Regions from separate parts of the Homo sapiens genome. Here region 1 is linked to region 2. Evidence: read pairs that join two places in POLR2A ChIA-PET (ENCODE). Cell type or tissue: GM12878. All regions are shown on one strand. Links, peaks and the distances in the headings refer to the core of each region. The heading gives the core; the rest is flanking DNA. Region 1 overlaps LOC105372353 (a long non-coding RNA gene). Region 2 overlaps CCNE1 (cyclin E1).

The links. ChIA-PET counts read pairs that join two places held together with the same protein. Peaks named below come from ENCODE experiments on the same cell type or tissue, not always from the same donor. Only the 100,000 strongest peaks of a DNase experiment are listed, where the experiment ranks them.
Region 1: POLR2A ChIA-PET joins it to region 2 with 5 read pairs; 4 of 35 experiments call an interaction of 5 or more read pairs at or near these places.

The regions. Positions count from the first base shown.
Region 1 is chr19:29,628,446-29,632,837 of GRCh38, reverse strand. It overlaps LOC105372353 (a long non-coding RNA gene), which reads left to right. Exons shown (of 7, transcript XR_935896.3): 6 at 1,889-2,204; 7 at 2,315-2,642. Among named protein-coding and RNA genes, the nearest start is that of POP4, 24 kb to the right of the region's middle. In GM12878, for the core only: no CTCF peak of the experiment used is centred there; no DNase peak of the experiment used is centred there.
Region 2 is chr19:29,813,697-29,818,088 of GRCh38, reverse strand. CCNE1 (cyclin E1) reads right to left here. Exons shown (of 12, transcript NM_001238.4): 5 at 807-952; 6 at 548-683. Among named protein-coding and RNA genes, the nearest start is that of CCNE1, 3.9 kb to the right of the region's middle. RefSeq lists a silencer at 2,692-2,851. In GM12878, for the core only: no CTCF peak of the experiment used is centred there; a DNase peak (open chromatin) is centred at 2,668; H3K27ac peaks cover 649 bases.

The sequences.
Region 1 (4,392 bases), core at 245-4,244, 190 kb after region 2:
AGAGCTGAAAAGAAAACAGTTCTTTTCTCTATTTTTAGAATTCTCAATTGTCTCCTGGGATTACAATTCCTATAGACTAGCTGAGCCCACACACTTTTCTTCCACTTGCTTTCCTCCCCTCTCATCCCCATCATCACTTCAGAAATGAGAGCCAAGTGGCCAAAATCAGCTCTTGGAAGATTGCAATCAAGAGCAGAGATCTTAAACCACTTCAAAAAAAGGCAGCCCTTCCTGGGAAATTGAAGGGTCATTCATTAGTATCTGCAGAAAAACATTCCAGAGAAGAGACTGCAAAAAGCCACTGTCGCAGAAGGGGAGGACTTGACTGTTGATCACGGTGGGCACCCAAAGGGTACCGGAGCAGGGACTCCCAGAGGGTGACCACAGAAAGGCAGGTGGTCCAGGGGTCTCTCGGCTTTTCTTCTTCTTCTTCTTCTTTTTTTTTTTTTAAGATGGAGTCTCGCTCTGTTGCACAGGCTGGAGTGCAGTGGCGTGATCTCAGCTCACTGCAACTTCCGCCTCCCAGGTTCAAGAAATTCTCCTGTCTCAGCCTCCTGAGTAGCTGGGATTACAGGTGCCCACCACCAGGCCCAGGTAATTTTTGTATTTTTAGTAGAGATGGGATTTCACCATATTGGCCAGGCTGCTCTCAAACTCCTGACCTCAGGCGATCCACCCACCTCGGCCTCCCAAAGTGCTGGGATTACAGGTGTGAGCCACTGCGCCCAGCCTGGCTTTTCTTCTTTGAGGAGTTAGCAGGGCCTGGTGGTGGCCTGGAATGACCCCACTGAATTTGTGTAGTTTTGTTGGGGAAAGCAGTGGCTCAGACATCCTGGGTTCAAATCCCTACTGTTCCATCTTCCCAGGGGGGGACAAGCTCCTGAGGCTCACGGGTGAATCTGGATGTTCCTAATTGCCTCTTGAAGCTGTTGCTAAGATTTGAAGGGGTTACCTGTAGAGCACTCAGTAGTGACTTAATCAGTGCTCTGTAGGAGGCACTGCTGGTGCCCTGCCCATAGCCTGCAAATTAAAGTTTCTGCATCTTTTTACCTGAGGGCATTCTGCAAAGCTCCAGTGTGCAACTGTGCCTACCTCATGGTCATCAGGAAATGCCAGGGGATTAACACCTTCTGGGATGGCCCCTACCAAGTGGCACTGGTGGATCAATACCCCAACTCCTTCACCTCAGATGGGATCATGGAATGGGTGTTTTATGCAGTCTCCCAGAGTACCAGGGAGGCCTTGGACCTCCAGAATGCTGAGAAGATGGCTGCTGCGTCACTTCCGCCTCCCAAATCTCAGGGAATGTCTCTTGTGGCCCAACCCATGCGAACTGGGAACTGCATAGGGAAGGACATGCTGGGAAATGCAGCTGCAGCTCATGTGGGTCCACACAATACCAATCCTCCCCAAGGACCCCTCATTAGGCTGCACCTGTTACTTCAGGAGCTCAGAGGAATGGATACATTATTATTATTATTGCCACCCAGCATCCAGCTCCCTCCTTTTAAAAAATAGCACCTTGGCTCGGTGCAGTGGCTCACACCTGTAATCCCAGCACTTTGGGAGGCTGAGGTGGATGGATCACTTGAGGCTAGGAGTTCGAGACCAGCCTGGCCAACGTGGTGAAACCCCATCTCTACTGAAAATACAAAAAAATTAGCCAGGCATGGTGGTGCACACCTGTAGTTCCAGCTACTTGGGAGGCTGAGGCATGAGGATTGCTTGAACCTGTGAGGCGGAGGTTGCAGCAAGCCAAGATGACGCCATTGCACTCCAGCCTGGGAAACAGAGTGAGACCCCACCTCAAAAAAAAAAAAAGTACCTTGATTTCCTTTAGAGGAACAGCCTCCTTCCTGACACTCACTTTCCAGAACTCTGTTTCCAGAACAGAAGCCTATGATGCAGATGTGGCCAATCAGTGCCCTGGGGCTCCAGCAGCAGTGCAGGAATGCGGAACTGATCATAAAGATCCAACCAGCATGAAGAAATTCTGACACTGGAGGAAGGGCTACCGGGAGAAAACATTTCTCTTTTCCCCAGCCAGCTGTCAGCTAGCCTGAGAGAATGTGAGGCTGGGGCTACCATCTTGCCACTATGAAGAGAGAACCTGCTGAGCAAGGAGGCAACACAGAGCCAGATATGGAGAGAAATAAGCAGTCTTGGAATGCTGTTTCATCCTCTGGATCAAACCATTCCTGAAGGTAGCACTTTCTATTCTGACCCTTCAATTACGGGGTTCATTGAATTCCCTTTTTGTTTAGCCAGTTTACATTCGGTTCTATGTCACTTGCAAACAAAATCCTTCCAACAGATGCACTCGATGGCCACAGGCCAAAGTCAGTGTCTCCTGGAGTGGCAGCTCTGAGACGTGTCCACATGGGACCACAGTGTAGAGAAGCCACACACCACCATGGTGCTCCTGAACCAGAAGAGATCATGGGCTTCTATAGAGGGGGGTGAGCCAGGTACAAGGCAGTGGAGTAGGAAAACCTGGGCTGGGGCCAGCCACAGTGACTCACACCTGTAAACCCAGCGCTTTGGGAAACAAAGGTGGAAGGATCGCTTGAACCCAGGGGTTTGAGAACAGCCTGCACAACAGAGACCTCCTCTTTAACAAAAATAAAATAATTTTCCAGGTGTGCCTGTAGTCCCAGCTACTTGGGAGACTGAGGAGGGTGGATTGCTTGAGCCCAGGAGTTTGAGGCTGCAGTGAGCCATGATTGGGTCACTGCGCTCCAGGTTGAGCAACAGAGCCAGGCCCTGTCTCAAAAGAAAATGAAAAAACAAAAAATACCCCTAGGCTGGAGTTCAGCTCCAAACTTGACAATCTGATCCTGTGGGCTTGCAACCCTGCTCCTAAGCAGCATTTTTCTATTTATCTACCTGTCACTGTCCCTCAGGCCTGGTGCTGTTGCAGAGCTTCCTGGAATAGACCAGTGCAGTCCCCTTGCTGTCTAGAGACCTTCATTTTTCTTTTTTCTTTTTCTTTTTTTTTTTTTTGAAATGGAGTCTTGCTCTTGTCACCCAGGCTGGAGTGCAATGGCATGATCTCAGCTCACTGCAACCTCCACCTCCCAGGTTCAAGCAATTCTTCTGCCTCGGCCTCCCGAGTAGCTGGGATTACAAGTTCCTGTAAAATTAGCCTGGCTAATTTTTGTACATTTAGAAGTGATGGGGTTTCACCATGTTGGCCAGGCTGGTCTTGAACTCCTGGCCTCAGCCGATCCATCCAGTTTGGCCTCCCAAAGTGCTGGGATTACAGGCATGATCCACCGCGCCTGGCCAAGACCTCCATTTTTCACATATAATTAAAATAAAATGTGAGGAAATAGAAGCGACCTGACACATGTGCGATGCACTTTGGTATTTTACTTTTCATTTCTATGGAAATGTGAGTCCGAGGCACACCCTGCAAGGCATGCTGGGACAGAAACCTGGCCTGTGATGGCTCCTGGGTGGGTTGGTCCAGGGACCCTTCTCAGAAGCACCATCCTGCCCCAGAGACGGCCCTGAAATGACCCAAAAGTTCCTGATCACACCAGCTGCGGGCACATTCACTGATTCACTTACTCATTCTCCGAGCCCCTGCATCGAGCTGGCCTTTGCGCTGAGCCTGGGACTCAGGGGCGAATTCATCAGAGCTTATAGTCAAGGAGGCAGACACATGTTTGTGTTTATAACACAGCATAGAAAGTGGTGGCAAATCCAGGCTCCTGGTGTCTGGGTCCTTGGTGGAGGGGCACCTGGCCTAGCCTGCAGCCCTGTGAGTGGCCGTGGTCACCTCGGAGACCTGGGTGAGACACTGCTGTTACAAAGCCTGAGATTCTCAGGGTGATTTCTGGAGGTTCTGAACTGTCCATTCAACAACAGAAAGCACCAGGACAGCAAATGGCACGTGTTTACCCTGTGCCCGGCCCCCATTACTCCCACAGCACAGGGTGGATACTCCTCATTCTACAGCAAGGAAGCTCTGGCTCCCAGAGGTGACTTGCCCTAGGCCACGTAGATTAAAAATACACCGATAATATATGATGCTGGCCAGGCACGGTGGCTCACACCTGTAATCCCAGCGCTTTGGGAGGCTGAGGCAGGCAGGTCACCTGAGGTCAGGAGTTTGAGACCAGCCTGGGCAACATGACGAAACCCCGTCTCTACTAAAAATACAAAAACTAGCTGGGTGTAGTGGCACATGCCTGTAATCCCAGCTATTTGGGAGGCTGAGGCACGAGAATCGCTTGAACCCGGGAAGATTAGGTTGCAGTGAGCCGAGATCACGCCACTGCACTCCAGCCTGGGTGACAGAGTGAGACCCTGTCCCTCTCTCTGTCTATATATGTATATACTGATGGCAAGGCCCCACCCCAGGGATTCTGGATTAACTTTGGGAGG
Region 2 (4,392 bases), core at 298-4,297:
CACCACTGCACTCTAGCCTGGGTGACAGAGCAAGACTCCGTCTCAAAAAAAAAAAAAAAAAATACTGGGCGTGATGGCGTGCGCCTGTAATCCCAGCTACTCAGGAGGCTGAGGCCAGGAAAGTCACTTGAACCCGTGAGGCAGAGGTTGCAGTGAGCTGAGATTGTGCCACTGCACTCCAGCCTGGGTGACAAAGCAAGACTCCATCTCAAAAAAAAAAAAAAAAAAAAAGCAATTTAATGAACATAATGAACAAAGCTCAAATGTTAACAGTTACAATTTACTGGAAAATACAATCTTAACAATTATTTAAACTTGGATGGAAAAAATTAGATGCCAATTTTAAAACATCTGAAGGATAAAAAGATTTCAGAAATTCTTGCTAAGAATACAAGCAAAACAGAAAGACCACCACAGTAAAAATATACCATATAGCTTCAGAGATGGAGAACATGTCGAGGGAATAAACCACACAGAGGTCCTAATACACAAAAATGCTGGAAATGCTCAGTGCTTTCATGAAGCGAACAGGAAGACTCAAGCTCACCTCCATTAACCAATCCAGAAGAATTGCTCGCATTTTTGGCTGCAGAAGAGGGTGTTGCTCAAGAAAGTGCTGATCCCTTAAGTATGTCTTTTCCTTGTTTAACATGATTTTCCAGACTTCCTCTCTATTTGCCCAGCTACAACAAAACACACAACAAAAATGAGGCCCACAAAGGGGTAAGAATGCGTCCATGCTATGAGGGATAAAGGGGAGCATGGAGTAAGAGACCTGGAAGCCATGTGGCAGAGTCGGCACTGACCTCAGTACAGGCAGCGGGGAGCCTCTGGATGGTGCAATAATCCGAGGCTTGCACGTTGAGTTTGGGTAAACCCGGTCATCATCTTCTTTGTCAGGTGTGGGGATCAGGGAGCAGGGGTCTGCACAGACTGCATTATTGTCCCAAGGCTGTAAATGAAAAATACACAGGAGAGGTGAGATAAGATGCAAACAGCTCTTACATTACCCAAAAACATTACAAATTCACCTGCAACTCAGTAAGATACTAGGCATGACTTCTGAAAGTGCTTCCAAAAAGATACATTATGATATTTTTTGTCACAACTCAAAGATTTTTTTAATGAGTACAATGCATCTACTAAAATTTCTTAAAAGTAAAACAGAACTGTCAATAAAAATATTTACATAAGCACTTCACATTCATTAGTATAAAAGATCAAAAATGGGGGGGAGGGGGGAGGGATAGCATTAGGAGATATACCTAAGGTTAAATGATGAGTTAATGGGTGCAGCACACCAACATGGCACATGTATACATATGTAACTAACCTGCACGTTGTGCACATGTACCCTAAAACTTAAAAGTATAATAAAAAAAAGATCAAAAATGTAAATTTGGCTGCCATATGTATTAAAGTCCCCTCAGTTTAAAACAAAAACTCATCAAATGTGACATTTTCTTTTTGTTGCAGGACTAGCCAAATATGTTAAATAATAAAGGACTTTTTCTTTTCCTTAACTCGAAACAAACAGAATGAACATCCACCTAGTTAAAACCAAATCAAGTGATGGTCACAGGTCATACTATGAAGTCTACAGGAAGCTAGCCTAGACACTCCTTAAGACCTCTGAATCTCCTGAGTCTTGCAGGGTAATTCAAATACCTGATAAAATAAGGAACTATTAGAAACCAAAGCACTATGCTTTTCTTTTAAAGGTTTCAGATATGTATTCAATTTTCAATATCTGAAAAACACTAAAGTCCATTTAGAATATTTTCATTTTTAAAGCTATTCCTACTCTAAGAAGTCTGTTTGATTTTTAAAGTTATAAAATAGTAACTTTGCTAAAGATATTAGGCAGGTAACAATCCTACTAGCATGGAAGCCATATGAAAGTCTGAGACTTGGCTTTTTTTTTTTTTTTTTTGAGAGAGGGTCTCCCTCTGTTCCCCAGGCTGGAGTGCAGTGGTGTAATCTCAGCTCACTACAACCTCTGCCTCCTGGGGTCAAGCGATCCTCCTGCCTCAGCCTCCTGAGCAGCTAGGACTACAGGCATGCACGAGCACACCCAGCTAATTTTTGTATTTTTTTGTAGAGATGGGGTTTTGCCATGTTGTCCAGGCTGGTCTCGAACTCCTGGACTCAAGCCATCCTCCTGCCTTGTCTTCCAAAAGTGCTGGGATTACAAGCCTGAGCCACCGCACCTGGCATTTTTTTTTTTTTTTAAAGCAGAGACCACCAGCCTGGCCAACCTGGTGAAACCCCGTCTCTACTAAAAATACAAAAATTAGCCGGGTGTGGTAGCGGGCGCCTGTAATCCCAACTACTCGGGAGGCTGAAGCAGGAGAATCACTTGAACCTGGGAGGCGGAGGTTGCAGGGAGCCGAGCTCGCGCCATTGCTCTCCAGCCTGGGTGACGGAGCAAGACTCTGTCCCCCCCCCAAAAAAAAAAAAAAAAAAGCAGAGACCATTAACATTGACTAAAGAACAAAATAGACAACTGGGGTCACTATAAATGAAAGTGGAAACTCGGGCTGTAAGTGCTACCTCGAAGACACAGCACATGGTGGCGACCACAACACATTGGCCGCCTTCAGAGGAAGCCCAAGCACTTTCAGTTAGAAGAGCAAAGCCAGATAAAGCTCTTCCCCACCCAATGTACAAAGAATTGGGCATGCAAATTATCCATGACAGCTCCTGCCAACAGCTGTGCGAGCAAGGCTGCTTCCTTTCAGTTCTAGTACCATGTGCGGGTGGCATTTCCTTAACTCAAAAAGGGTCACATTACAACCGCTGTAAGTTGTTCTTCATTCAGGAAGAATGAATTCTAGTCTTGAAGGCATAATGCTGGGTGCCACCCTCTACAGCCAGATGGCTGGCACATCTGAGAGCAGGCCTTTGGACATAGATGAGTCCAGCAGCAGTTCCCAAACTAGGTGAACCATCAGCAGACAAATGGTTTCCAAAGTTGGCCTTTTTAGGGACCAGTGGATGAGGTAGAATAATTAAGTCTATGTCCTTGAGTGTACACCAAGTTTCAAAGCAAGATCTGTCTGACTTTATTTAGGAAAGAATGAGATAACAATAAGAGACCCACGGGATTCCTAACCACTCCAACTCCTCATACCACTTTTTTCCTTACATAGGATTATTTTCTGAAAAGTAACAGTCCAGGATTCCACTTCAATAGAAAGATTGAGTCTTGTGCAAAAAAATTAAACAACAAAATGGACGTGTTAAGTAGATCTTAGATAAAAGGGTATTCTTTTCATTAAGAACAGCCTAAGATGAAAATTAAAAAGCTTCCATGTGGTCTCGATGAAGCAGTTACACAAGAGTTTGGCACAATGGCTCCAAGTAGCTCAAGACTGTCGTACTGGGGGGAATTATGATAACTCCAGAGAAAAATTCTGTATGTGAGCAGGGAAAAAGGTTCTGTTGTACCCCCAAGTTCTAGTTTCATGAAGCTCCACAAAGAAATAACAAAGATACTGCTCCATACATAGACAGCTAATGTTTAAGCTATCTACTCTACAAAACGTATAGAAATCTGTCGCCATTAATCTCTGGATAACCACGAAAATGCCTTCTAGTGGGAAATGGTATGGCTATTCCGGCAGCACAGCTATCCACACTGTGGCCAGGGGACAGAGCCACAATCCGTCCCAGGAGGCACCCTCGTCACTGCTCAGGCTATCCTTGAGAACAGACATGCTTCTAAAACTCCAAGAATGCAACAGGGACGGCCCTGCTTCATCTTCAGCTGGAAGTTTCTTTTCTATTCAAAACACAGCTGGGAAAATAAACAGTCCTGAATTTCACAAAGTCAGAATTCATTTTATAATACCTAAAAAATCAACTTGCTTGATTTGAATGTACTTTAAGGGAAGAAAAAAAAAACTGGGGATATGCCGTCTCATTTCCGTCTCTGAAATGATTTCTTTGAATGAAAAAGGAAATCAGCAACCCTTTCTTCAATAGTCAGTGGACCCTCCTCAGAAATGCTTATTTCGGGGGACCTTACATGCAGTGACAACTGCTATTTAGAACACGGCGCACTGCGTTGAAACCCTTCACGCTTCCAGATGAACTACCCTGGCTGCTGCTCTGCAAAGTGAGGGGCTTCTCTGCTAACCTAGCTGGGATCCCTGCACTCAGGTCGAACACTGTTTCTGTTCAGCGTTTATCTGTGATAGAGTCAGAAGGCCTGACCAGCTAGTTTAGAGATAGGCTGCTTCCCCCACTGGAGCCATAACTACAGTCTCCAGCCATTTCTGAAAGTAAAGAGATAGTACAAGCTTTTTCTGCAAGAAACTTCTGATATTATAATGATTATCACACTGCATGCAGGAAATTTGGCAGGAACTCCTTAAGGAGAGAAAAGAA